Linked DNA regions of Homo sapiens: region 1 is linked to region 2. A link is a loop called in an ENCODE intact Hi-C map of the cell type or tissue named here. Cell type or tissue: gastrocnemius medialis. All regions are shown on one strand. Links, peaks and the distances in the headings refer to the core of each region. The heading gives the core; the rest is flanking DNA.

The links. Peaks named below come from ENCODE experiments on the same cell type or tissue, not always from the same donor. Only the 100,000 strongest peaks of a DNase experiment are listed, where the experiment ranks them.
Region 1: a loop joins it to region 2, with 3 times the contacts of the local background. A loop is called at or near these places in 7 of 110 quality-filtered maps.

The regions. Positions count from the first base shown.
Region 1 is chrX:119,568,447-119,579,630 of GRCh38, forward strand. It overlaps UBE2A (ubiquitin conjugating enzyme E2 A), which reads left to right and starts at 6,117. Exons shown (of 6, transcript NM_003336.4): 1 at 6,117-6,309; 2 at 6,455-6,535; 3 at 6,929-6,954. The coding sequence starts at 6,266. It overlaps LOC124905208 (a long non-coding RNA gene), which reads right to left and starts at 6,049. Exons shown (of 2, transcript XR_007068307.1): 1 at 5,689-6,049; 2 at 1,543-3,857. RefSeq lists enhancers at 5,889-6,389, 6,390-6,890 and a silencer at 6,348-6,517. In gastrocnemius medialis, for the core only: a CTCF peak has its summit at 6,485; DNase peaks (open chromatin) are centred at 6,025, 6,425 and 6,595; H3K4me3 peaks cover 2,685 bases; H3K27ac peaks cover 2,640 bases.
Region 2 is chrX:119,866,850-119,878,033 of GRCh38, forward strand. It overlaps RNF113A (ring finger protein 113A), which reads right to left and starts at 4,884. Exons shown (of 1, transcript NM_006978.3): 1 at 3,626-4,884. The coding sequence starts at 4,764. The coding sequence ends at 3,733. NDUFA1 (NADH:ubiquinone oxidoreductase subunit A1) reads left to right here and starts at 4,983. Exons shown (of 3, transcript NM_004541.4): 1 at 4,983-5,164; 2 at 6,455-6,544; 3 at 9,665-9,813. The coding sequence starts at 5,063. The coding sequence ends at 9,685. RefSeq lists an enhancer at 4,597-5,306. In gastrocnemius medialis, for the core only: no CTCF peak of the experiment used is centred there; a DNase peak (open chromatin) is centred at 4,932; H3K4me3 peaks cover 4,220 bases; H3K27ac peaks cover 3,190 bases.

The DNA.
Region 1 (11,184 bases), core at 1,493-9,492, 300 kb before region 2:
GACCTCGTGATCCGCCCACCTCGGCCTCCCAAAGTGCTGGGATTACAGGCGTGATCCCCCACGCCCGGCCGAGATGGGGTTTTCCCATGTTGGCCAAGCTGGCCTGGAACTCCTGACCTCATGATTCACACACCTCAGCCTCCCAAAGTGCTGGGATTACAGGCATGAGCCAATGCGCCTGGCCTATTTTTTAGTTTTATTATGAATTTTGCCATAATAAGATATTCTACTTAAAATTTTAAATTTTACTAGCCATTGCTCTCCTCTGAGTTGGGAATATTGTGATGAATGCTTAGTCTGGTAACATTGATGTACATTATAATATTATTAAATCTTTTGACTTTTTTCAACCGTTTAAGAATATAGAAAGCCATTCTTAGTTTGTAGGCCATAGACAAATAATGGCAGGTTAGATTTGGCTGCAGTTTGCTGAGCCCTGGTCTGATGGATGTGGCTGGTTTGATTGAATTCCCATGTACAACATGGTAGACATGTGTATTAGTTTCATATTACTGCTGTAACAAGTTACCACAAACTTGGTGGCTTAAGACAACACAAATGTATTATCTTAGAGTTTTGGACATCAGAAGTCCAAAACCAATATCAGTGGTCTAAAGTCAAGGTGTCAGCAGGTCTGATTGCTTCTGGGGGCTTCAGGCTTCCATCTTTTGCCTCTTCCAACTCCTACTGCAGACATACTTTGGCTCCTTCCCTGGTGGCCACATCACTCCAATCTCTGCTTCAGTCATCACATGGCCTCCTCTTTGACTCCTACTTCATCCCTCGTATAAGGACTGGTTTGATTGCCTCAGGCCCACCCCTTTAATCCAGGATAATATCCCCATGTCAAGATTCTTAATTTAATCACATCTGCAAAGTCCCTTTTGCCATGTAAGGTAACATATTCACCAGTTACAGAGATAAGGAAATGGAGATCTGGCTGGGGGGGCGGAGGGGGCAGGGTTGTGCATTATTCAGCATACCACACCATGCCTTTGTTTTCTTTGATTCAGTAATTTAGCAGGTAGTGAAATCCTTTTTTTTTTTTGAGACGGAGTCTGGCTCTGTCACCCAGGCTGGAGTGTAGTGGCGTGATCTCGGCTCACTGCAGCCTCTGCCTCCCAGGTTCCAGCGATTCTCCTGCCTCAGCCTTCCAGGTAGCTGGGATTACAGGCACGCACCACCACGCTTAGCTAATTTTTTTGTATTTTTAGTAGAGACGGGGTTTCGCCATGCTGGCCAGGCTGGTCTCAAACTCCTGACTTCGGGTGATCCACCCGCCTCGGCCTCCCAAAGTGCTCGGATTACAGGCGTGAGCCACTGTGCCTGGCCTGAAATCCCATTTTCAAGGCCTTAATTTCCCCATTTCCCTCAGCTTTGATATTCCCCTCCCTCCATCCCAACCTCTTTGTCTCTCTCTCTTCCCCCCACCACTTATGTCCTAGAGGCTGAAGATGAACAACATACTACAAGTTGTCAAGAGCAAGAGCACACACTTTGCTAACTGTTACTTCCTAAAAGTAATTCTCTTGAAATATTTTCTGAGATTATTTGAGTCAAGAAAGACCTTTCGATTTTATTTTCTGTTGGTGCTTTGTTGCTGTTTGTACTAAATTTTATCAACAGAGGTGAAAACCGTAGGAAAGTAAAAGTCCTTTGCCTTCACTGGATAACAGAAATACAAACTTACAGCCTGATAAGGCAAGAAATGATCTTTAATTTCGTCTCTTCTCCTAACCCAAAATACTTCAGGAAAATAAAAATCTATTTTTCATGTTGAAATCTTCATGAATGAAATTTCACAATTTTTTTGGTTTTTTTGAGACAAGTCTTGCATTTTTGCCCAGACTGATCTCAAACTCCTCACTTCAAGCGATCCTCCCACCTCCACCTCCCAAAATGCTGGGATTACAGGCATGAGCCACTGTGCCCAGCCCACTTTTCTTTAAATTGAGGAGACTTATCCTTTCTGGACCCCTGCTCTTGGGTAGGGGTGGTGCTTGGCTGTGAAGAGGGTATTTCTTCAAGATGTCAAGGTGAAAAAAGGGTAGAAAGAATGCTTGGCCAAACTGTGCTAAAGTTAGTATGTTCTAGCCTGATAATCATCATGCTGGAAAACAATCTTCTGTATTGCTGCTTGCTATGACAACCCTGCTTCTGCTGAGGAATGTGGGGGCACGGTGTTCCTGCAATGCAGTTTCATTCCTTAGTCAGAGAATGCTACTCCCATGCAGGTGCCAGGGGGCTTCCAACCATTTGGGTCATGCTCCTGAGTTTTTTTGTTTGTTTGTTTGTGTTTTGTTTTCTGAGACGGAGTTTCGCTCTTGTTGCCCAGGCTGGAGTGCAATGGTGCGATCTCAGCTCCCTGTAACCTCCGCCTCCCGGGTTCAAGCAATTCTCCTGCTTCAGCCTCTGGAATAGCTGGGATTATAGGCATGCACCACCATGCCCGGTTAATTTTGTATTTTTAGTAGAGACGGGGTTTCTCCATGTTGGTCAGGCTGGTCTCAAACTCCTGACCTCAGGTGATCCACTTGGCCTCCCCAAGTGCTGGGATTGCAGGCTTGAGCCACTGAGCCCAGCCCTTAGTTTTCTTGAAAGGAAGAAAGTCCAAGAAAGGAAGAGAAAGGGGGTTTCAAAAAACAGACAAGCTCACAACAAACTTACATACATCTATATCCTTCAATAAATTTCAGACATGTATATCCAGTAGCAGGAGCTTCTCAGTCCCTTTCATACTTTTTAGTACGGTACATGCCGCTTCTTAATAGGGTATTTTCTTTTTCTTTCTCTTTTTTTTTTGTCTGGTCGTGTCGCCCAGGCTGGAGTGTAGTGGCATGACCTCCGCTCACTGCAACCTCCGCCTCCTGGGTTCCAGCGATTCTTCTGTCTCAGCCTCCCGAGTAGCTCGAACTACAGGTCCTCACCACCACGCCCAGCTAATTTTTTTGTATTTTTAGTAGAGATGGGGTTACCTCATGTTGGCCAGGTTAGTCTTGAACTCCTGACCTCAGGTGATCTACCTGCCTCGGCCTCCCAAGTGCTGGGATTATAGGCGTGAGCCACCATGCCTGGCCTCAAAAGGATATTTTCTTTTTTTTCTTTTTTTTCTTTTTTTTTTTTGAGATGGAGTCTTGCTCTGTCGCCCAGGCTGGAGTGCAGTGGCGCGATCTCTGCTCACTGCAAGCTCCACCTCCCGGGCTCACGCCATTCTCCTGCCTCAGCCTCCAGAGTAGCTGGGACTACAGGCGCCCACCACCACGCCCGGAGAATTTTTTGTATTTTTAGTGGAGACGGGGTTTCACCATGTTAGCCAGGATGGTCTTGATCTCCTGACCTCGTGATCCACCTGCCTTGGCCTCCCAAAGTGCTGGGATTACAGGTGTGAGACACCGCGCCCGGCCAGGATATTTTCAATACATCTCTCTCATGCTCAAACACCTATAAAAGCTGCCTAAATTCCCCATTCTCGCATTTGAGGGCATTTAATCAACTTCTGTCACCCTCACTTTTCCTAGCTGAGGTCTCATCATTCCCCAGCCAAGAACCTGTCCATTAGCCAAGCTCATCTGCCCACGGGTTTAGCTCCATGCCCTTGTCTGTGCCATTGCCCCCATATAAACTGCTTAAGTTCTTCTCTCTCAAGCTCCGCTTTCATCTCTGTTGAAACAAAATTGAAATACACCCATTTCAGGAAGCTTGTCCTGATCCCACCAGAATGACGATTCCTCTGCTGTGCAATCTCTCAGCATCTGTGGTTTCACACACTTCTACAAGTTGAGGATCTCAAATCTGAAAATCTAAAATCCGAAATGCTCCAAAACCTGAAACTTTTATAATGCAAATAATTCCAAAATCTGAAAAAAAAAAAAAAAAAAAAAGGAAATCTGAAACCGTTCTGGTTCTGCTGTTGCTGTCGTAGGCAGACTTCTAAGATGCTACCCTCCCCTGAGATTCTTGGTCCTTGGTATATACACACACTTTCTCCCAGTTATTAAATGAAATACTAATCTAGGTTCTGCAGTGAAAAAATTTAGCAGACATAATAAAGGTCCCAACTTAGATGTTTTTAACATAGGGAAATTATCCATGGGGTGGGCCTGACATAATCTGATAAGCCTTTAAAGTAGACTGTGCTCTTCCTGAAAACAAGATTCAAAGAGTGAGAGGGATGTGGTGGGAGAGAAATTCTCTGTTGATGACTTTGAAGATGGAGTAGGCCACTTGGCAAGGAATGCAGGCGGCCTCTAGGAGCTGAGAGTAGTTCCCAGGTGGCAGCTAGTAAGGAAATAGGGACCAAAGTCCTACAACTGCAATGAACTGGGCTTGGCCAACAACTTGTAATTTGTTAAGCAGTGATGAAAACGAATATACTTGCTTTTGTAGATCTTGCTTTTGTTGATTTCATATGTGTGTATGTGTGTGTTAGTAGACTGCAAGTTCTTAGATGAGAGGAAAAAAAGTTTTTTTTTTTTAATTTTTGTACCCCCTTCCTACTACAGCCATAATGTGATGCTATTAGGGAGACTTGCCTTAACTGATATGTTGGAGTTAATGGGAGATAGAAATCCTTGACCATGAAAGTACCTGTTGTTAAGCAGCAGCTAGAATCACTACCATTGTCAAGTGCCTCCTGCTTCTCATGTTAGAAACAAATTCCTGCACATCTGATATCTTCTGGACATCTTCACGGGGATGTCTCACCAGTCCCATGAACTCAGTAAGTCCCACCCAAAATTTCCTTTTCCAAACTTGTCCCTCTCTCTCTATTCTGTAATTCTGTTAATGGCACCTTCAAAACCCCAGTTATCTCGGGGCTTAGAGTTTCAGCCACTGTTGACTCCTTCCTCTCTCTTGCCCCATATTCAGCCTGTTGCCAAGTCCTCCCCATTCATTCATATCCTCGCCTTTATTGTCACTGCCTGCTTCAGTATCTCGCACCTAGATACTGCAAGAGTCTCCTGCCTGCTCTCTTGAGACCAATCTCTGATAAGGACAGCTCTAATGATGTCACTTCCCTGCTCAATGGACTTCCAAGGAATCCATTAGCTTGGCATTCAAAACTCTTGATGACTTAACCCAAATCTACCTTTCTCCTATTTTCAATAATTTTTAAATGTGTATTATGCCTATCTTCTAAGTTATTTTGGGTTGACCTTTAAAAATTATCCTTTAAAACTGTTATTGCTTTTGCAGGTCCACGGACTGTGACTCTTCCTGCAACCTGCAGCTTTTCCACGTTCCTTTTACTTCAGACCCACTGTCCTTGCAACTCCCTGCAGTCGGATAGTCTCATATCTTGGACTCTTCTGAACATAAATAGCCGCTTGGCTTGTTGAACTACCAAGGGGAAATGTGGTTCCAGAGCCAAATTGTGAGTGCCCAAAACAAAACAGAACAAAACAAAACCCTACTCCGCCTGCCTTAAGCTCCCATTCCCTCCCACAGGACATACAACACTATTTCATTCTGCCCTGGGGTGATCATTGGCCTAAACGTTGAGCGCCCAATCCTGCATTCAATCCCACAGCCCCGCCCCGCCCCCCCGTCATAGTCAAGGCCGATTTATTCTTTTGATTTTCCGTGATTTTAACCAATCACTCCTCTCCCCACCCCTCCGACCCCAGTCTCCGGTGTCCGAAGGGGTTGTGCACCCTAGAGTTGCCGCTTTTTGAGAACCGGTTTTACCTCCGCCCACTCCTTCGTCCTCTAGTTTGGGACTTCCAAACTTCTCCCCTCTCCTCCCCGGGCATAGTGCGCGCTTTCATGAATGATCTGGTCACAAAACAAACAAAAACGAATAGAAAAAGAAAAAAAGAGAAAAAGAAAAAAAGCCGAAAACTTCCCAGGGTTTGCCTTAGAATTAGCAGGTGGGGATGGACCCCGTTCCACCACGAGCTCCTCCAGCGCCCGGGGCTCCGGCGTACCCTACGCCTCTGCGCTCGCGGCCCCGCCCCGGGCCTCCCGTGGGGCTTTAATGACATAAGCAACTTTCCTCGCGCACCCCCCGCCCCGTCTTGGTACGGCCTGTCCGGCGCTCGACGTTCCACCCCCCTCTCTCTGCTCTCAGGTTGGTTCAGCCCCCGTCTACACTGGGGTGGTGCTTAGCCGGCGCCAGACCGACCCTCGACTTCGGAGAGGCAGCGCGGTTCCTCTGGGTGCTTCCGCCTCCCCTTCTCCTGCTTCTCCAGCCTCTTCGGCCTCCTCGCCCGCCGCGGGAACCCGAGACCCCAGTGTATGCCCCACCCCTGACCCCGCTCGCGACATGTCCACCCCGGCTCGGCGGCGCCTCATGCGGGACTTCAAGAGGTAAACCGAGGGGACGGCCGAGGCCGGGGGTTGCGAGCTGGGGCACAGGGCGGGTCCCGAGGCGCGCCGGGCGGGGAGGGCTGGGGAGCGGCCGGGAGCGGGCGCCAGTGCCGGCCTAGGGGGACCCCTGTCTGTCTTCCCGAAGGTTGCAGGAGGATCCTCCAGCCGGAGTCAGCGGGGCTCCGTCCGAGAACAACATAATGGTGTGGAACGCGGTCATTTTCGGGTGAGTCTGCGTTCGTGGCGGTGGCGAGAAAACTGGGGACGCGAGCAGCTTCGGTCTGCGCTCCGGGGCGGGCCCCCCGCGGAGGCCGAGCGGGTAGGGGAAAATGTTTGGGTCTGGCTGGGCCTAGGCGCCTCCCCGGAGCCTGTGCCTCGATTAGCTCAGTTCCCGCTGCCAGGGGGAACCGCTTGGGGTTCTAGGGGGGCGGGGCGGGGAGTGGTGGCGGTTAGGCGCGGCGGCTTGCCCTGTGTCTCTGAGCCCGGGACATCCATTTGTAGTGGCTTCCGACCCCGGTAGCGGTGCTGGAGATGGCAGAGCTCGGGATAGCCATCTCAGATGAAGCAGGGAGAAGGGGGCCCCTTAAGTGGGAACTGACCATTTTTCTCTGTGTTGCAGGCCTGAAGGGACCCCGTTTGAGGATGGTAAGAGAGAGTTTCTTTACCCACTTTTCAGGAGCCTGGTCATCTGGGGAAAGGGTTCCCAGTCATCCTGGAAGTGTCTCCTGCTTAGGAACCTGCCTCTGCCTAGCCTCTGTCTGCTAAAGGCTTGAGTGGAATGCAGTGTGTGGCTGGTGGTTCTGGATATTGTATGCTTGACTAGAACTGCACCTTTCTTCTTGCTTTCTTAAAAAAAAAATCTGTGTAAGGCAGTCACTTTTTAAAAGGAGCAATCATAGCACTGGTATTAAGGATTTTTGAGGCTTGGGCTGTAATTCTGCTAAATTCAGCCCTCCATCACTGAATTAGTATAAACCCAACCAGTTGCTGATAGGCAGCAGAGACCCCAGAGACCATCTGGTTCAGAATTCTACCCCAAGGGCAGGAGTTGTGTTCAGCAGGTGCTTGGTAGATGTGTGTTGGATGTTGAGTGGATGCGAGAATCCCTTGCGTACAACTGTCTGGTTTCTACAATCTGACATTGAATGCCTGTCAGCCTCACTGCTCTAAGATGGTCTTAAATGCCTCATTTGAGTACAGTATTCTTTCTTATTTTTAAGTGAATTTGCAGTGTGTGCTTTCATCAAGACGTTATGATGAGTAATTTCAAAGCAGCTTCACAATTGAAGTTAGCCTTAATGTACCCTTTTGATCAGTGTCCTGCCTACCTGAAAGTACTACATGTACCAGTAGGTACATAATTTTTAATTGATTTAGGTTTAACTTTTAAAAACACGTGTAAATTGCTTTTTAAAAACTTTCTGATTTTAGATAATTATAGATTCATATGCAGTTGCAAGAAATAATAGAGACACCCTTTATACCCTTAACCCAGTCCTCTACCCAAACCCTCCCATTTGGTAACATCTTGAATGACTAGACCCTATCACAACCGGAAAAATGACACTGATAGTTCTACACTCAGTTGTGTGTGTGTGTGGTTGTTTTTTGAAAGTTTAATACATTTAAAGGATGATTAAAGTATTTGAACTCATGAAATTCTTTAATATTTGAGGTTTTAAAAAAAAGGAAAAGGATCTTTCTGTTATTTTTTTCCTCAATGATTTCCTTCGGTCACATAGCATTTATACACACACACACACACACACACACTTCAGTTTGAAGGTGGGAACAAAAACATTTCTGCAAACTACTTAATACATACTTATGTTGCTGAGCCGGATTGCTTTTTGATGCTACCAGTCCACAAAATGTTGTGAGGTAAGTCAATTTCAACTAAGTCTGTAATTCATCTCAAGTACTTAGATTTCCCCAGGAAACTGTGGACAGTCACCTGAATATTTTTAGCTTCCTCTTTACCTTTACCCCCTGGGTAAATATCATTACTCTTCAGGGCTGCAAAGAAAAGAAATGACAGCAGGAAACAGTGATTGTAAGGGCATACTACTTTGGCGCAGTTAATCATTTGAACTGATTTGTAGCAAAAAACTATAGCTAGACTTAATTTTCTTCTACCAGATTGGCACTAGTTTTTTTGTTTGTTTGTTTTTTGTTTTTGTTTTTTTGAGACGGAGTTGCGCCCTGTCACCCAGGCTGGAGTGCGATGGTGTGATCTCGGCTCACTGCAACCTCCGCCTCCCAGGTTCAAGCGATTCTCCTGCCTCAGCCTCCTGAGTAGCTGGGATTACAGGTGTGCGACACCGCGCCCGGCTAATTTTTTGTATCTTTAGTAGAGACGGGGTTTCACCATGTTGGCCAGGCTGGTCTCAAACTCCTGACCTTGGGATCCACCCGCCTTGGCCTCCCAAAGTGCTGGGACTACAGGCTTGAGCCACCGCACCCGGCGAGCACTAGTTCTTTATACCTGAGCTTTAAATGTACAGATTAACTGTGTTTGCTTTAGCTCTAGTAGGCCTTGTTTTCATTGGCTTCTTTTTTCCTCGTTTTACTCTGTTTTATGCTGGGCACAGCTTTATTAATAGTACATCACTTTGCTGGGGATTGGCTACCTAAATATTTCAAGGGTGCTTCTCTTAAGTGGTATGAATTGAAAAGGTACTTACAGAGTCCATTATCTACCAGGACTGTCACCTTTGACATTACTGGTTCTATTTTTGATGATGTGTATCTCCATCCTAGCATTACTGAAAGGAATTACTCAGGCTGATTTGTTCTGTTGAACAGTCTGCTACCGATGGATGCTTCCTCAGGTGTCTGGAACACTGTGGCCTGTGGTTCCCCCACAAAAAAAATTTTAGCTTTTTTTTTTTTTTTTTTTTTTGAGATGGAGTTTTGCTCTTGTCACCCAGGCTGGAGTGCAGTGGCACGAGCTCAGCTCACTGCAGCCTCTGCCTCCCAGGTTCAAGCAATTCTTCTGCCTCAGCCTCCCAAGTAGCTGGGATTGCAGGCACCTACCACCATGCCCAGCTAATTTTTGTATTTTTTAGTAAAGAGGGGGTTTCACTATGTTGGGCAGGCTGGTCTCGAACTCCTGACCTGAGGTGATCCGCCCACCTCGGCCTCCCAAAGTGCTATGATTACAGGCATGAGCAGCCGTGCCCAGCCTTAACCATTTTTTGAATACCCTTTATTTATAGTTGGGGAATTTACAGTTAGAGAAAAGACTGATTAGGGATAAGTGGCATAGTTGATTTTGCTGTTTCCAATGTATTATGTTATTAATTAAGAACCCCAAAACTACTTTTGCTTCTTTGTTGTAAACCGTTCGTTATGGAAGTTTCTGGAACAACCAGGTCCTAGTTAGAGTGATGAAATCTTAAGACAAGCAACACTTAAGGGTATTTTGGTTTAACTTCACACACTCGAAGTAAGAGGAATATATTCTCAAGAGCTTACACTACCAAAACATTGGGGAGAAATGCTTCCTCATCAGAATATCTTGGTATACATGCTAAATACAAAGGTTATGGAATATAATCTTCATCACATAATCTAAAAATTGTTAATAGACATGGTAAGGTACTGGTATTTGCTTTTCATAATAGATGTGTTCTTTAGAATTGGGGTATAAATCGTTTTTATTTTTTTTTAATTTTTGGAAATGTTTCTGAGTCATAAAATCTTTTTCAAAATGAATCTCTAAAGTCCACTAAGAGTGTTTTAAATATAAATAAATCCTATGATGAAGAGTTTTGGATATTACTTGAAAAATCGATTTTCAGTCATCAAAAATAATTTTGAAGTTATATGTATTTTGCTTTCTTCTCAGGGGTCACAAACTGGTGGCCAAATGGCAGAAAACACCTGCAGGTGTGTTTTCTTTGGCCAACACAGTATTTTCCAAAACTTGACTTTGTGAGTGTCTTTAGGCAGAACATATACCCCCTCTAGTTCAACCATATCACTCCTTATTGCCATACACCAGTCACTTAACACGTTTATGTAATTTTGGTGGTCTCCCTGTATAGATGGATTAATTGATACTTTCCTTACGATGTCTTAGCCTCCTCGGGAAGATGAACAAAATTAGTATACATTATGTACAACAATGGTGAGGCTTAAATTTTCAGTTATTTTAAAGCCTAGCCTTCTAAATATTCAGAGGGTAAGCTGTAGTCTCAAGACTGCATAATACTAATTCTGGGATTTTAAATTCCCTTAACATTTGTTTTAGAGCTTAGAAATTACATTGAAGGTTATACTAAACAGGTTCTGATTAGTGTGACTAAAAGTGTGAAGTTTTTACCCTCTTTTTAATGTGTACCTTGAATAAGATTTGGGTTGTCTTAATTTATATTCAAGTAGACATAAATAGGTTGCTTCACTTCTCAAGATATTAAGTGAACTGTTTTAAAAGACTTGCGATTAACTTCTTTGGTAGCTAGGTAATCACTTAGTTGAACTTCTGGGCAAGTGTATGCAGAAAGCTCAAGTCAAGGAACTTGTGAGCCACCAATATAGGTACTCAACTTGCTTTGAACTGTGAGTGTTTGATGTAGACCTAAAAGTACTGTTTAATATCTGAATGCCTTAATTGTATATTTCTTACTGATAGTTCTGATTTTTGGGTTTTGCCTCCTTCAGCTGAGTCTAGAGATGTGAAACTTTAGAATTATTATAGCAAAAATAGTTGCTCATGGTTTTGGAGCACTTAACTTTGTGGAACTATGCATATTCCTCTCATTTAAACCTCACAACAATGCTATATGGTGGGTACTATGATTAATCTCATTTTACAAATGAGGAACTTAAGGTTTAGTCAAGGAGAACACCTTCCCCAAAGTCTCACAGCTA
Region 2 (11,184 bases), core at 1,748-9,747:
CTTCTGGAGCGCTTGCTTCCCTCTACATATTTAGTTTCTTTTAAATTGTAAGAATAACTATTTAGTTCCCACCTATGAAATGAAGTTGTACCATTTAATTAAAGGTGATGAAAATATTCCTGAACTGTAGAAAATGTAATCATAAGCTTGTAAACATGAAAAGTACTTTGAGTACACTATTGATTTAGGTGCTTTTATGGAGTTACGGTCCCTTTTAAGAATCTGCTGAATGCTACGGACTCCAGAATAATGCTCATTTGCAAGTACATTGTATACTTTTTCAAAATTCACAGAAAAGGCTGGGTACGGTGGCTCACATCTGTAATCCCAGCACTTTGGGAGGCCAAGGCAGGCAGATCACTTGAGGCCAGGAGTTCCAGACCAGCCTGGCCAACACAGTGAAACCCCATCCCTACTAAAAATACAAAAAACTAGCTGGACGTGGTGGTGCATGCCTGTAATTCCAGCTACTTGGGAGGCTGAGGCAGGAGGATTGCTTGAACCTGGGAGGCAGAGGTAGCAGTGAGCCGAGATTGCGCTACTGCACTCCAGCCTGGGCGACAGAGTGAGACCCTGTCTCAAGACCAAAAAAAAGAAAGAAGAAAAAAAGATTCACAGACAAGTATTAAAAAACGTCATGTGGAGAGTAGTGCACAAACGTCATCTTTCTCTTGCCCTCTCAACTCTTTAAGACTGATTTATGCTCTTAATTCTGTCGCTTCTCTGTTCTACCTCCTAGAATTTAGTCATCAGCAGCATTCTTTCACCTTTTATCATCTGTGTTTTCTCCTGGACCTTTTCTCTCAGCTTATATAATAGATAACAATTCAAAGTATATCTTTTTCCATAACACTTTATTCTACTTTTGAATAACTTTTTTTATTTTTATTTTTTAGAGATGGGAGTCTTGCTATGTTGCCCATGCTGTTCTCAAACTCCTGAGCTCAAGTGATCCTCTAATCTTGGCCTCATGAAGTCCTGGGATTACAGGCATGAGCCACTGTGCCCAACCCTGAATAACTTTTTTAGTATAAATTATCAGAAATAGTTAAAAAAATGAACATTTTTTCTGGTTCTTTTGCTACTCATTGCCATATTTTTCTCTCTTTTTTTTTTTTTTTGAGACAGGGTCTCACTCCTGTCACCCAGGTTGGAGTGTAGTAGCGCAATCATGGCTCACTGCAGCCTTGATCTTCTGGGTTCAAGGGATTCTCCCACCTCAGCCTCCTGAGTAGCTGGGACTACAGGTGCACATCACCACACCCAGCTAAAATTTTTGCTTGTTTTTTGTAGAGACGGGGGTCTCCCTGTTGCCCAGGCTGGTCTCCAACTCCTGGCCTCAAGTGATCCTCCCATCTCAGCCTCTAAATGTGCTGAGATTACAGGCGTGAGCCACTGCGCCTTGCCTCCGTGACACTTTTCATTTATTTCCTTTTCGTCCGAAGCTTTGTGTAGGACATGACACTTTTCCAAATGCTTTCCTAGGCCAGGTATGGTGGCTTACGCCTGTAATCCCTGCATGTTGGGAAGCTGAGGCGGGAGGATTGCTTGAAGCCAGGAGTTTGAGATGGGCTTGGGCAACATAGGAGATCCTATTTGAAATTAAAAGAAACGAAACAGGCAGGGCACGGTGGCCTGTAATCTCAGCACTTTAGGAAGCCCAGGCGGGTGGATCACATGAGGTCAGGAGTTCGAGACCAGCTCAGGAGGCTGAGGCAGGAGAATTGCTTGAACCTGGGAGGTGGAGGTTACAGTGAGCTGAGATTATGCCACTGCATTCCAGCCTGGGTGGCACAGCGAGACTCTGTCTCAAAAACAAACAAACAGTCATTATTTAATGTCCAGCTCCATGAGGGCAGGGGCTGTGTCCATCTTGTTCACTGCTAATATCCCCCATGCCAAGCACAGTGCCTGATTTAGAGTAGCTACTCAAAGAATATCTTTAGGCCAGGCGCAGTGGCTCATGCATGTAATCCCAGCACTTTGGGAGGCCGAGGCGGGCGGATCACGAGGTCAGAAGTTCAAGACCAGCCTGACCAATATGGTGAAACCCTGTCTCTACTAAAAATACAGAAATTAGCTGGGTGTGGTGGTGCACGTCTGTAGTCCCAGCTACTCGGGAGGCTGAGGCAGGAGAATTGCTTGAACCTGGGAGGCGGAGGTTGCAATGAGCCAAGATCGCGCCACTGCACTCCAGCCTAGACAACAGAGCAAGACTCTGTCTCAAAAAAAAAAAAAAAGAATATCTTTAAATGGATTAATGAATGTGAATAAAAACCACTAACCCAGAATTTATTCTTGCATCTGTTTCGTGGGATTAGCCCAAATTCTAGCCATATCAATAAAAATTTACTAATCATTTGGCCTAACTGGCCTCCCGGCCTCGTGTTCCATCTCCCTTGTGAGCCATCCTATAGCCGCAACCACAGTAACACTAAAACAAACAAACAAACAAAAAAACCCAAGTCTGATTGTGTTCTCTTCCCAAACCTCTGCTATCTCCCCCGCTGCCTACAGAATACAGTCAACGCTCCTCAGCTTGGATTCAAGGCTTTGGCCCCAATCTCCCTTTTTAAACCTCTCTAGGCTTATTTATTAAGTGCTTATTATATGCCAAGCACTAGGCTAGTCACTGAGTTCATAAACCAGTTGGAGAGACAGGTACATTGACTAATTTTAATAAGGTGTGATCAGCACTATTACAGAGACTGTGAGAACACAGATAGTTTCAGGTAATGGATGATAAAATATTGTTTTTGACCTCTGCAGGTTCACGAGTTCTGTCTACAATAGTAATGTCCAATACAGTGGTCAGACACATTTCAAGTGCTCAATAGCCACCTGGGGCTAGTGTCTGTCACACTGGATAGCTGAGCACAGATACTTTTATCACCCATGGACGTGGGGGTTAACTATAGCTGCTTCCAAGACAGCAAGGGAGCCGGGCTCGGTGGCTCACACCTGTAATCCCAGCACTTTGGGAGGCCAAGGCAGGTGGATCACGAGGCCAGGCGATCGAGACCATCCTGGCTAGTATGGTGAAACCCCGTCTCTACTAAAAATACAAAAAAAAAAAAAAAAAATAGCCGGGTGTGGTGGCATGCGCCTGTAGTCTCAGCTACGCGGGAGGCTGAGGCAGGGGAATCGCTTGAACCGGGGAGGCGGAGGTTGCAGTGAGCTGAGATCGCGCCACTGCACTCTAGCCTGGGCAAGAGAGCGAGACTCCGTCTCAAAAACAAATAAATAAATAAATAACCAAGACAGCAAGGAACATTTCCCATATGTGAAGCCTGTGGTGCTAGCTACCAGTTCCCCAAACACAACCCCTCTCCCCAACACCTTGGCTCGGGTATATTTTGTAGTACAGGCTCCCAAGAGAAAGAATGCATGAAAGTACTTTGTAAACTATTAAGTGATACAGAAATGTGATATAATAAACAGGCTCAGAGGTCTTGCTTTCATCATGGCTTTGGTTACTTCGAGCAAATTATAGCTCTTTTCTCAAACTACTCCCACCCCTATAATTTATGCCAAAGTGTTCTGAAAAGAAACACAGGCAAAATGGTTATCCTAGGGCTAAAAATCCTGATTATACCTACCTTGAAGCTTTTAATCCAGGACCCTACTTCACCACCCGCCTGCTCTGTCACTTTCTCTACAAAGGAAGGACACGAAGTAAGACTTCCAAAAGAACAAAACGTTTATTTTTTAAATTTAAGAATTATGGGAAACCTAAGTAATGGGAATTGCATCCTCATCGGGGTCTTCTGGCAAGTCGGAAGCACCACCCTCTCCTGTAGCTCGATGCTTCTCTAGTTTAGCAATCAATTCTTTCGCTGGATTGAAGACGCCATTGGTCTGCTGGTCACAGACATAGCAGCGCGGGGTGGTGCGGAAATGCTGCAGTGCACAGCTCTCGCAGAAATAATGCCTGCACTTGGTGACAACTGGGTTTTGGAAGCTCTGGCGACAGATGAAACACTTGAATGGTATTTCCTCATCATCGCTTCCCACTTCATAGTTTTCATCCTCATAGACACCATAGCGACCCTCATCAAGCTCACGTTCGATCTGCCACCCATGCTTGTAATCTGAACGGTCATGGAGGAATTTGCAGCTGTCTCCGAAGCCGCAGAAGCCAGTCTCTTTGTAGTCCTTACAGATGTCGGGCTGGTAATCCCAGCGCACGGTGGCACGTAGATGCTCGGGCGCTCGGATGGGGCCCTTCCTCACCATCCCGGAAGAGGCATTGCCCATAGACGTATCCTTGGGCTTCATGTATTTCTGATAATTGTTGATTCCCCGATAGATCTTGTCATCCTCCTTGCCCCTCAGCTCCTCCTGGATCTTCTGGCTGCGCTCAAAGATGGCTTGTGCATCGCGCTCTTTCTCTGTGTCCAGCTCATAGACAGCTGTCGCTCCCATATCCTCTGGTCCCACGGGTTTCGCCGAACGGGTGGATTTATAAACCACGCCGAGACTCTCGGGCTCATTTTCCTCTTCCTCTTCGCTGCTCAAGTCGCCGTAAGCCGCCTTCTGTTTACCACTGTCACGGGTCTTCTGTATCATTGGATTGTGGGTCACCCGCTTCTTTTCCGGTCGAACCACAGTGCAGCCTTCGTCGCTACTGCTGCCGCTTTCTCCGGGCTCTGGGTCGCAGGCCGGGCGCTTTCTGCGTCCAGCAGCCCCTTTCCGCCCAGGCTTTTTGAAAAGGAAGGTGCACACCTGATCCACCGCCTTTCCTGGAGAAAGCTGCTCTGCCATTTTAGAGTCCTGAGCTCCGAAACAGCCGTGGCTGCCTGGGTTGCACTTGGCCCCTGCACGTCACTCCACGTTGCGCGCTCCGCCGGGAGTCGAAGCAAAAGACACTGACGGAAGAGGACTGCGAGAGCCCGAGCGCCCGTCTCTCTTGTGCCCTAGCAGATTCCGTCGCTTCTTCCGGAGCCGTACGTGGCACCGCCCCGCTCGCGGGCGGCCGCGGGGCTTGCTGGGAAGAGAGGCGAAGCCAGGTCACCTTTCAAGGACCCAGAAGTAGGGTTTTGGCCTAGGTAACGGGGCAGAGATGTGGTTCGAGATTCTCCCCGGACTCTCCGTCATGGGCGTGTGCTTGTTGATTCCAGGACTGGCTACTGCGTACATCCACAGGTTCACTAACGGGGGCAAGGTAAGCCGGCTTCGGCCCGGGGGCCGACTCCACGGGCTGATTTCCGAAAAGGGTGGTGGGCAGGGAGACCGTCAGCCTGCGAACCCTCTCTCCGAGGTCGGCCCTCTACTTGCTTCCGGTTGCCTAGAAGCCGAGGCTTGCGAAACGAAGCCCGATAGAAACTACATCCTGCTCTAGTGAAAAACAGCGTTTCTGGGTGTATCAGAGTGGGCCTTAGGGCAGAGTAGCGACGCGGGGGCCGGGAAGGTAGATTAGAAAAGGTGGCTCAAGCCTGAGAATCGCTCACTGCAACCTCCGCCTTCTGGGTTCAAGAGATTCTCCTGGTTGGGCGCGGTGGATCACGCCTGTAATCCCAGCACTTTGGGAGACCGAGGCGAGCGGATCACCTGAGGTCGGGAGTTCGATACCAGCCTGACCAACATGGAGAAACCCCGTCTCTCCTAAAAATACAAAATTAGCTGGGCGTGGTGGCGCATGCCTGTAATCCCAGCTACTCGGGAGGCTGAGGCAGGAGAATCACTTGAACCCAGGAGGCGGAGGTTGCGATGAGCCGAGATCGCGCCACTGCACTCCAGCCTGGGCAACAAGAGCGAAACTCCGTCTCAAAAAAAAATAAATAAAGAAAGAAATTTTCCTGCTTCAGCCTCCCGAGTAGCCGGGACCACGCCTGGCTTTTTTTTTTTTTTTGTAGAGGCGGGGTTTCATCATGTTGGCGAGGCTGGTCTCGAACTTCTGACCTCGGTTGATCCACCCGCCTTGATCTCCCAAAGTGCTGGGATTACAGGCGTGAGCCGCCGCGACCGGCCACCCTTGACTTTTTTATTCCCCACTTTCTCTTGCAAGCCTTTAGGAATTTACTGCGAGATCTTGTTTTTTTACATCAGGATTCATTTTCCCCTCTTCCTAGTCCTTCACATCATCTCAAGAGTACAGGATATAAATTTATTTACTTTTTGATTTTGTTATTGTTCTTCACGTGTGATCTACAGCTGTTGTTTCTTAGTGTCCCAAAAGACAACAACTAGATATTTCTTTTTTTTTTTTTTTAAAAAAAAAGGAAAAAAAATTCATGTTGGTTAAAATAGTGTAAAAAGTCACAGGTACCAACTTAATCCTAAAGTTTAGTGGTCTGATTTTATTTAGGAGATTCTGTTCTTTGTACTACTAATTTGCATTTTTATTTAAACGATGATTCCATTTCTCTGGAATGTCCCTTTTAAAAATTGTAGTATCTATCAATTGGGTCACTCACTTTTATAAACTGCAACAATAATTGTCTCTTATTTGAAGGAAAAAAGGGTTGCTCATTTTGGGTATCACTGGAGTCTGATGGAAAGAGATAGGCGCATCTCTGGAGTTGATCGTTACTATGTGTCAAAGGTAAGATGCCACTCTGATGCCAGCCTTTTGCCAGGGTTGAGGTGGGTTCTGGTAATGCCTTGCCAAGGGTCATACAGTGCTAATATATAACTAGCATTTTCTTATCTACTAGTGAGGTTGGCATCTTTTTACATATTTAATCTTTTATATTTCTTTTTTTTTTTTAGTTTTTCTTCTGTCATATATTTCTTATTCTGTGGATTGTTGCCTATATCCTTTGCCTGTTCCATTGTCTTTTTCTTTTTGAGCTATGGTTCTTTATATATTCTAGACTTTAATTTTTTTGTCTATTTTATATATGACATTTTTCCCAGTCTGCTGTTTGTCTTTTTTACTTTATGATGTTTTTCATCAGGTAGTTCTAAATTTTGATATTCAATGTATCATGTTTTGTTGTTCTGGATTCTAGGTTTTTATGTCTCCCGTACAAAGGCCTTTTCTATCTAAGATTATAAAAATACTTTCAAAAAATAAAATAGAGACAGTCTTGCTGTGTTGCCCAGGCTGGCCCTCAAACTCATAGGCTCAAGTGATCTTCTTGCCTCAGCCTTCGGAGGAGCTGGGACTGCAGGTGTGCCACTATACCTGGCTCATAAAAATACTTTTAAAAAATAATTTCTCCTAATATTGTTAGTTTCTTTAAAAAATTAGTTATTTGGTTACATCTACAGGTCATTTTGGAGTATAATGTGAAAGGAGGATTAACTTTACTTTTTTCCAACAGGTAGCTAGTTATCGCAATTACCCATTTATAGAAGAGTTTAGTAGTCCTAGCTACTCAGAAGGCTGAGGCAGGAGGACAGCTTGAGCCCAGGGGTTTGAGGCTCCAGTGAACTAGGATCGTACCACTGCACTCCAGCCCGGGCGAGAGAATGAGAGCCTGTCTCAAAAAAAAAAAAAAAAAAAACCACCAAGCACCCAATTTATTTTTATTTGTAATACCACTCTGGTAAACTAAATTTCCATGTACACATGGGCCTGTTTCACGGATGTGCTTTTCTATACTCTAGGTCTGCCTATTCCTGCAACAATACTTCATTTAAAGAATTACTATAATTTTATATTTTGATTCAATTATGACATTGCCATTTTTGTAGGTCAAAAACGACCAAGCAGTAGCATTTCATAAGGCTCAACTTAATAGTATATTTTTTGTTTTTCTGTCTTTTTTTTTGTTTTTTGAGACAAGGTCTCACGCTGTCACTCAGTCTGGAGTGCAGTGGTGCAATCTTGGCTCACTGCAACCCCCGCCTCCCGGGTTCAAGCGATTCTTGTGCCTCAGCCTCCTGAGTAGCTGGGATTACAGGCACCTGCCACCATGCCCAGCTAAATTTTTTTTTGTACTTTTTGGTAGAGATGGAGTTTCACCATGTTGGCCAGGCTGGTTTCCTAACTCCTGACCTCAAGTGATCCGCCCACCTCAACCTCCCAAAGTGTTAGGATTACAGGCGTGAGCCCCTACTCCTGGCCCTAATAGTATGTTTTTATATTTTGTAGGAGTAGTTCATTCTCATACTTCTTTTAAAAATGTTTACTTTTTAATATTTTCTCCTTCCTCATTTATTCCTCACAACAAACCTAAGTAAATAGTATTTCCATTTTATAGACAAGGGTCAGAGTGATTAAGTAATATTATAAGGACTCAACCTGGGTGATACACCTCTCAGTAGAGAGGTAGTTGAGAATCTAATCCAATGAACATGATAATAGATATCTACTTATCTGGAGCCATATTTCTCAAAGTATGGTCCAAGAATAACCATCAGAATCACCTAGCATGTGAGACAGAATTAGGATTTCTAAGAGATGGCTCCAAGGAAGATACAGTTTTAACTTCTCTTAAGGCAGTTCTTCCTGTAATAGTAAACCAAATACCTGGACTATGTTATTTAATACCTAGAAGAAGTGTCATCACTGATGAGTCTTTTTTTTTTTTTTTTTTTTTTTTTGAGACGGAGTCTTGCTCTGTCGCCTAGGCCGGAGTGCAGTGGAATGATCTTGGCTCACTGCAAGCTCCACCCACCAGGTTCAAGCAATTCTCCTGCCTCAGCCTCACGAGTAGCTGGGATTACAGGTGCGCTGTAATTTTTGTACTTTTAGTAGAGACAGGGTTTCACCATCTTGGCCAGGCTGATCTTGAACTCCTGACCTCATGATCCACCCACCTCGGCCTCCCAAAGTGCTGGGATTACAGGCGTGAGCCACCACGCCAGGTGTAATCTTTTAATTTATAGCTTCTGAAGTATTTGGTTGTCAACTTAGTAAGATCCAGTAGGTATTTTGAATAGATAGTGTAGTGCTTGTCAGAGAAGGGTTCGGGAGTTGGGGTCCCTGAATTCTGGCTCTGCTAATTCCTTATGGACTTAAGCAGGTGACTTTTAACCTCTCTGAGCCTCCATTTCCTCATTTGTAAAAAAAATGGAATGAGAATAATAGTATCTACCTCATGTTGGCTGTTATTTTTTAAAACAGATTTTACCTTCTTGTCCTCTGACTCACTGAGGTGCTTTGTAAAAGGATCCAGGTGGAGGCCAGGCATAGTGGCTCACACCTGTAATCCTAGCACTTTGGGAGGCCGAGGCAGGTGGATCCCCTGAGGTCGGGAGTTCTAGACCAGCTTGGCCAACATGGCGAAACCCCTTCTCTACTAAAAATACAAAAATCAGCTGGGCATGGTGGCACATGCCTTTAATCCTAGCTACTTGGGAGGCTGAGGAAGGAGAATTGCTTGAACCTGGGAGATGCAGGTTGCAGTGAGGCAAGATCGCATCACTGCACTCCAGCCTGCATGACGGGAGTGAGACTCCATCTCAAAAAAAAAAAAAAAGGATCCAGGTGGTAAAGAGTTGCTTGACTTTAGTTCTGATTGGGGGTCGGGGAAGGTTTGTTTCATATAAAGCAATATGCTGCTGTCAGAAAATGAAAACTAGAAATCATTACAGGTTATTCTTTAGTGATTATAAAATTTAATCCAATGTATTGTTGCAGTTAGAGAAATGTGGGATGTGGAAGCACTCTTTTTAATAACAATGCCATTTAATGACACTGGAAATAAAAGTACATGGCATATCTTTGATGGGAACAGACTTGTCACATTCTCCTTTTTAAACTGTTTTTCAGGGTTTGGAGAACATTGATTAAGGAAGCATTTTCCTGATTGATGAAAAAAATAACTCAGTTATGGCCATCTACCCCTGCTAGAAGGTTACAGTGTATTATGTAGCATGCAATGTGTTATGTAGTGCTTAATAAAAATAAAATGAAAAAAATGCATTTCTTTTTTTTAAATATGTTACACAAAATCAAGCAATCTACCCAATGTAGTCTTTATCACTTAAAAAAAACTAGAAGGCAACTGTGAGGCTTGTATAGACATAATGTACATCCATAATGTACATCAAGCACCTGTCTCTGTGCCTAGCAGCTAATACTTCATAAATTGTAGTTGCTACTATTGTAATAGACACTAGTATATTTTATTTAACTTTATTTATTTATTTTTTTAGACAGAGTCTTGCTCTGTTGCCCAGGCTGGAGTTCAGTGGCTCAATCTCGGCTCATTGCAACCTCCGACTCCCAAGTTCAAGTGATTCTCCTGCCTCAGCCTCCTGAGTAGCTGGGATTACAGGCACCTGCCACTGCACCTGGCTAATTTTTATATTTTTAATAGAGACGGGGTTTCACCATCTTGGTCAGGCTGGTCTTGAACTCCTGACCCCGTGATCCACCTGCCTCGGCCTCCCAAAGTGCTGGGATTACAGGTGTGAGCCACCGGGGCTGGCCAGTTTTTATATTTTTAGTAGAGACAGGGTTTCACCATGTTGGCCAGGCTGGTCTCGAATTCCTGACCTCAAGTGATCCACCCACCTTGGCATCCCAAAGTGCTGGGATTACAGGTGTGAGCCATTTTGCCCGGCTGATATTAGTAAATTTTACAAACATAGTTTCTTCAGAGATGACCAGGGGAATACAGAAAAAGTATTTTTTTTCTAGTTCCTTTTCTGAGTGGATCCTACAATGTTTAAAATTCCAGTTGGTTAGGTTTGAGCTGAGAGGGGTGTAAGAAGATAATTCCAGGCCGGGCGCAGTGGTGGTGTGAGACAGGAGAATGGTTTGAAACCGGGAGGTGGAGGTTGCCGTGAGCTGAGATTGTGCCACTGCACTCCAGCCTGGGTGACAGTGACAGAGTGAGACTCCGTCTCCAAAAAAAAAAAAAAAAAAAATTCCAGTTGGGATATGTTTAAAACGGATTGCACCTTCAACCTTCATACATTCTGTATAGTATCTAACAAATAGTATATGCTTAAGTTAATTTTTGTTTTAGTATACAGCAACAGCAATCATTCGGTTTATTAAAATGAGAGTGTACTGAGCACTTGAAATAGAGATGCATGTTCAACATTAAAGGTAACCAAAGATGAAGATCTGAAAAGATAAAACTAAAGATGGTGATAACTCCATGTGTATAAAGCAACACCACAGATGACACTTCCAGGTGAGAATACTAAGTTGCTTTTCATTGCTTATCCAGTTTAACATTTGATCTGGTTACCTTGAACATGCCTGCACTGTGTGATTGCCATTGATCTAATTTTATAGGGCGGGGCTTATAGAAGGAAGTGGTGTTTAAACTTACAGTG